Regions from separate parts of the Homo sapiens genome. Here region 1 is linked to region 2. A link is a loop called in an ENCODE intact Hi-C map of the cell type or tissue named here. Cell type or tissue: psoas muscle. All regions are shown on one strand. Each heading gives the region's core, and the rest is flanking DNA. Links, peaks and the distances in the headings are about the cores only. Region 1 overlaps ANKAR (ankyrin and armadillo repeat containing). Region 2 holds the start of MSTN (myostatin).

Region 1 (2,925 bases), core at 191-2,690, 380 kb after region 2:
TATTAAAAGTTCCCTTCTCCTATTTTGCTATCATGAGATGTTTTCTTCTTTCCTTCCATCCTCCTAGCCTTCTGGAAAGAGTCTAAGAATTTATGAATTAGATGAAGGGATCCACCCTAACTAAAATGCCTGCTGAGAAAACTGGGTAACATGGCCAGATTTTTGGTGTGCTCTATTCTCTACTATTGCTACTGTTTTTAAAGAATGATGTTGCTGGTGGTTTGTAGAGTGCAAAGCTATGTGAGAGATAAAGGTTAACTTGGCCAAGACGGATTCCCAGCAGTCTGCCCTCTGAAAAAGAGTTGGCTTTCTGCACAATTCCTTGGAAATCCACTGTAGCACAGTGTTTAAGGTAATCACATGGTCAGTTGCAAGGTGTGAACACAGTTTCCCAGTCATGCCAACAGAGGAGCTGCTGTTTTCCCAAACGTGAATGGTGATATAACAACTTACACTGCTGCTAGCTTGACACCATGTACCTGCAATTACAAAGCTTGGACACCAGCTCTCTGATCATGCCAGGGGAGAGGTGGTACACTCCCTCAATCTCTAACACTAAGCTTGGAAGAAAGGGCTGCAGCCAAGTTTCCATGAGTCACACTGTGTATCAGACACCTTTTGTTCCCTACCTCACATCCTTTCAGACCACATTTTTAAACTGTAGTTTTTGCTCCACACAGACTTGACCTGACTGTACCTTGCCTCAAGTGCACCACAGGATTATTTTTGCCCTGAGGCTTCTCTGCCACTGCTGTTAGACTCCTGATGGAACCCATCCAGCCATTCTGGTGTAGGAACAAATCTGAAAGCATGAGCGAGTTAACCCTCCATTCAAACTTCGGCTAATGAGAGACAGCAGCCAGCGGATACACTTTTCCCTCATCTATCCTGTCTTAATCATTTAGAGCTACTGTAAGAAAAAAGCACAGACTGGGTAGCTTATAAAGAATAGAAAATTATTTCTCACAGCTGTAAAGGCTGGGATATCCAAGATCAAGTTAGATGTGGTGTCTGATGAGGACCCATTCCCTGGTTCATAGACGGTACCTTCTTGCTGTATCCGTACAGGGTGGGAGGGACAAGGCAGCTCTCTGGGGCCTCTTTTATAAGGGCATTAATCCCATTCATGAGGGGTCTGCCTTTATGAACTAATCACCCTCCAATGGTCCCATGTCCTAATGCCATTGGTGATTAGGTTTCAACATTTGAATTTTGGGGAGACATAAACATTCAGACCATAGCACATCCCTTAGGCTGGCAATTCTGCAGTGTATTCTATATGACTCCTCAGAGTGTCCCAGCAAAATAAATCCCAATTGCCCAAGTGGTGAAAAAGCTCGACAGCACATTCTTGGGTTGATGCTCCCTCCTTTTCTATTCACTTTTCCTGTCCCTCACTCCTGTTCCTTGGAATCATTTCTCAAAAACTAACTTGACTCACGTCCTTGTTTCTGATGCAATTTGGAGTGTAACCTAGGCTAAAACATCTTGCTATTGTATCCTGTCCTCTGACCTGATGCTTCTTTAATCATGTAGCATAAAAGCCCTGTAGCCCAATGGTTCAGGTCCCTTTCTTAGAGTCTGACCATTGGCCCTGTAGGATTTCACAGTGGTGCTCCAGGTGTGGTGCATGATGGGGAAACCTGTGCCTATTCCTGCTACTGCCACCGTGAGATTCCCCCTATAAACTACTTCAGTAGGTCTAGTATGTATGCTGGTGGTCATTTACCACTGCTTGCACCACACATTGTTGAAGTTTCTGAAGCAGACACCCAATGTGCAGTGGAGAGAGAAAAAAATATTTCTACTAGGTGTAATGCTCATCTTTTTTTCTTTTTTTTTTCCTAAAAGATGGGGGTCTCACTATGTTTCCCAGGCTGCAGAGTGGTGGTTATTCACAGGTGCAAACATAATACACTACAGCCTCAAACTCTTGGCCTCAAGTAATTCTCCTGCCTCAGCCTCCTGAGTAGCTGGGAATAAAGATACATTCCACCATGCATGGTTTTGATGCTCATCTTTGATTGGCCAGGAGCCAACAGTATTAAGCACTCTATTGTAAACACACCCAGCACTATCCCCAGGCACATGATAGTAGAGTGACTGGATTTGTTAAGGTTCCCAGCCTCATTTAAGAACAATTTTTAAAAGGTTTGAGGCAGAGAGCAGTCAGAATGCTGTTGCAGTGGAAAAGGGTGTTCTGTACTACAGTGTTGCAGTAGAGATAAGCCAAAGTAGATGATTTTGAGAGATATTTTAAAAGTAGAATCACAAAACTCAAGACATAAGTTTCATATCAGGAAAGCACTGATATTTAGCTAATATGCAACAATAACACCACATTGTTAAAATACTGAACCCTCAATTGGCAAACTGAATTGCTGCAGCCCCAAGCTCATTGAATACCTCCCTCCCCAGGGATCACCTGAAAAGCTCCATGATCCAGAAAAGGGTAAATATGACAAGCAGGAGGTCTCTGAGACCCTGCTCCAGCATTATGGCTGACGTCCATTCTGATTGCTCAGTGCCAATACTGTGCTGGTGGTTAAGTGTTTTGAGTATCAACCCTGAAAATGTAGGTGTAGAAAGCAGACAGCATTAGTCCTTTGGTGCTCTCTGTTTCCACCTACAACTTGATTAGAATGTTCCTATGTGTCTCTGATCCCCTTACCAGGTGCACCATTGCAAGGGAATCCTCATAGAGGGTGGCAACCTCAGATATGACACACAGATGGGTGAAATAGACCAGATCCTGGGCCATGAAGTGGCTTGATGTAACTAACTTTGTCATCAAGTAAGCAAGAGCCCTCTTCCCTTAGTTACACAACAGGACATGTGCTCCTTCCTGCCATGATCAGGTCTCTACTGGTGCTCTAACTGGATGATCCAAAGGCTCTCGTGGCTTTAACATGTGGATGATTAATC
Region 2 (2,925 bases), core at 281-2,780:
GTGCAAAAATGGTAGTGACTTTAAAAATAAATATTTGATATGAGCCACTGTATTCTCTTGGAAAAAAAAAGTAATGGACTAAATCTCTTAGGAATCCTTAGCTTCCCAAAAAGGAGTAGGAAAAAGAAATCTCCTTTGGCCTAGAAATATCTTCTGTTTCTTGCTGGCTATGTTTGCTTAGCTCTTTAATAGTTCATTTGACTAGATCTTGTGGCTCCCAAAGCTAAGGTTGAACGTTTGATCCCTACAGAGGCCACTTAAATTTAGAGAACAAAAAGCTCTATTCTCTGCTCCCAGACTTTACCCCAAATCCCTGCCAGGTGTCTGCCCTCTGGTCAAAATGAGAAATTGGCAAAGGGGTGCAAACATATCGCAGTATTGGGAAACAACAAAAGGTCACCCCTTTATCATGATGCTCTTTCTCTTTTATGTGCTCATAATATTCTGATATAATTTATAGAGAATAGATACTGCACTTTTTACTCTCTGGATATTTACTGCTGGAAATCTGAGGCAAACTGTAATAATCTCTGCCATGCCAGTTATAAAATTCATTATCTTAGTCTATGTTCAGAGATTTTTCTACTAGCTGGCATTACCCTCTTGGTAATAAACAATGAAAAACACATCTTCTGAGTTATGTTAATCTGCATCTTTAGAATAGGAAATAATAGCACTCAGTCAAAAGTTCAGTATAATTTTCATATTAATAAAAGACATGAAACTATGTAAAAATAATTCCATGCACAATATGTTATAATAACAATGACTTCCAATATTTACTAAGAATTTAGTCAGAAAACAAGTTTCTCAAATTATAGATGAAAATTCTCAACTAGTATCATAATCTTAACTTTTAATTCAGGTCTTCCTAATTTTTATTTTCCTAATTACTTGGCACTAAAAATAATTTAATACAACAAATAAAAATATTTTCTACTTCAAATACTTGCCTAAACAATATAAAATCATTTTAGTTTTTGAGGAAGTAATATTTCATATTTTAAATATGTAGTATAAATTAAAATTGACTTATTTAAATTACAATAAGAGTTGTGTGAGGATTAGTAAGATTTAAGTACAGTTTATATTATTGCCAACATAGACTTTTGTTTTTCAAATGTCACAAATATCTTTTATTATTTGTAGATTTATTTCTTTTATGAAGTAGTCAAATGAATCAGCTCACCCTTGACTGTAACAAAATACTGCTTGGTGACTTGGGACAGACAGGGTTTTAACCTCTGACAGCGAGATTCATTGTGGAGCAAGAGCCAATCATAGATCCTGACGACACTTGTCTCATCTAAGTTGGAATATAAAAAGCCACTTGGAATACAGTATAAAAGATTCACTGGTGTGGCAAGTTGTCTCTCAGACTGTACATGCATTAAAATTTTGCTTGGCATTACTCAAAAGCAAAAGAAAAGTAAAAGGAAGAAACAAGAACAAGAAAAAAGATTATATTGATTTTAAAATCATGCAAAAACTGCAACTCTGTGTTTATATTTACCTGTTTATGCTGATTGTTGCTGGTCCAGTGGATCTAAATGAGAACAGTGAGCAAAAAGAAAATGTGGAAAAAGAGGGGCTGTGTAATGCATGTACTTGGAGACAAAACACTAAATCTTCAAGAATAGAAGCCATTAAGATACAAATCCTCAGTAAACTTCGTCTGGAAACAGCTCCTAACATCAGCAAAGATGTTATAAGACAACTTTTACCCAAAGCTCCTCCACTCCGGGAACTGATTGATCAGTATGATGTCCAGAGGGATGACAGCAGCGATGGCTCTTTGGAAGATGACGATTATCACGCTACAACGGAAACAATCATTACCATGCCTACAGAGTGTAAGTAGTCCTATTAGTGTATATCAACAGTTCTGCTGACTGTTGTTCTAGTGTTTATGAGAAACAGATCTATTTTCAGGCTCTTTTAAACAAGCTGTTGGCCTGTATGTAAGTAGAAAGGAAAAGAGTTTCTCTTTTTCAAGATTGCATGAGAATATATTAATGAGACAAAAATCTGCTGCATTATTTGTTTTCTTATAGAGACAAAAAACTAAAAAATAAAGTACTTGCATAGCATTAATTTAATAAGGCAAATATAGATAGCATGCTTATGCTTTCACAATAATACCACCAAGGCAAGGACTGGGAGATACTACAAGCAGTGTTTAAAACTTACATTAGATTTTAGAATTGTATTTAGTTGTGTAAAATAAGTTTTTTTCACTAATAACAGAAAAAAAAAAAGAAACTTGCTGGATGTTTAAGCTTACTTGAGCACTGCTGAAAACCTCAAGTGATTTCTGTTATTTGAAACTCTCTCAGTAATTTTTTTGTTCTTCACAGTTAAAAATTTAATTTTGAGAGCTATTACACTGAAGAATATGCAAAAATTAAATATCTTAATGTGTTAGTAAGAACAATAATGAAGTAAACATAGCATAATAATCATCATGAACTAAATATTAGAAAATGCCTAAGAAATAAACATTTTAATTGGGTAGGTTATGGCTCACAAAGTCCTCCTTGTACCTTGACCATAGTACTATTATTGAGAGTACCCAGTTTGTGTACTTCCAAGCAGGCACAGTGCTTAATAACCTTCTAAAATATTTTATTCTTCCTGAGAGGGAGGGCTTTTACCTGTAGTATCTACACTGCTTCTGACAGATAACATATTTCATACAATTCCTTTTGCAGTCAGCTCAAAAGAATACTTTCTCCAGGAAAGAGAAACAGGCACCTTGACAGAGAAGGCATGGCAAGAAAAATTTTGTGTTACCTGTTATCTTGCTTTAATACAATGCTTTATATACTTTAAACAAGACTCCAAACAGTTTTAAAATATTATTTCCCTTATTAAGTAATCAGGTTACAATGCAGCAAAGAATTTCCATTTAAGACTCTGCTATCA

The links. Peaks named below come from ENCODE experiments on the same cell type or tissue, not always from the same donor. Only the 100,000 strongest peaks of a DNase experiment are listed, where the experiment ranks them.
Region 1: it touches region 2 in a loop (5-fold over the local background); 4 of 110 quality-filtered maps call a loop at or near these places.

What each region holds. Positions count from the first base shown.
Region 1 is chr2:189,681,224-189,684,148 of GRCh38, reverse strand. All of the region lies in intron 2 of ANKAR (ankyrin and armadillo repeat containing), which reads right to left. Among named protein-coding and RNA genes, the nearest start is that of ANKAR, 8.0 kb to the right of the region's middle. In psoas muscle, for the core only: no CTCF peak of the experiment used is centred there; no DNase peak of the experiment used is centred there.
Region 2 is chr2:190,061,152-190,064,076 of GRCh38, reverse strand. It overlaps MSTN (myostatin), which reads left to right and starts at 1,348. Exons shown (of 3, transcript NM_005259.3): 1 at 1,348-1,853. The coding sequence starts at 1,481. It also overlaps a transcript of AKAP19 not described here. In psoas muscle, for the core only: no CTCF peak of the experiment used is centred there; no DNase peak of the experiment used is centred there; H3K4me3 peaks cover 1,824 bases; H3K27ac peaks cover 2,377 bases.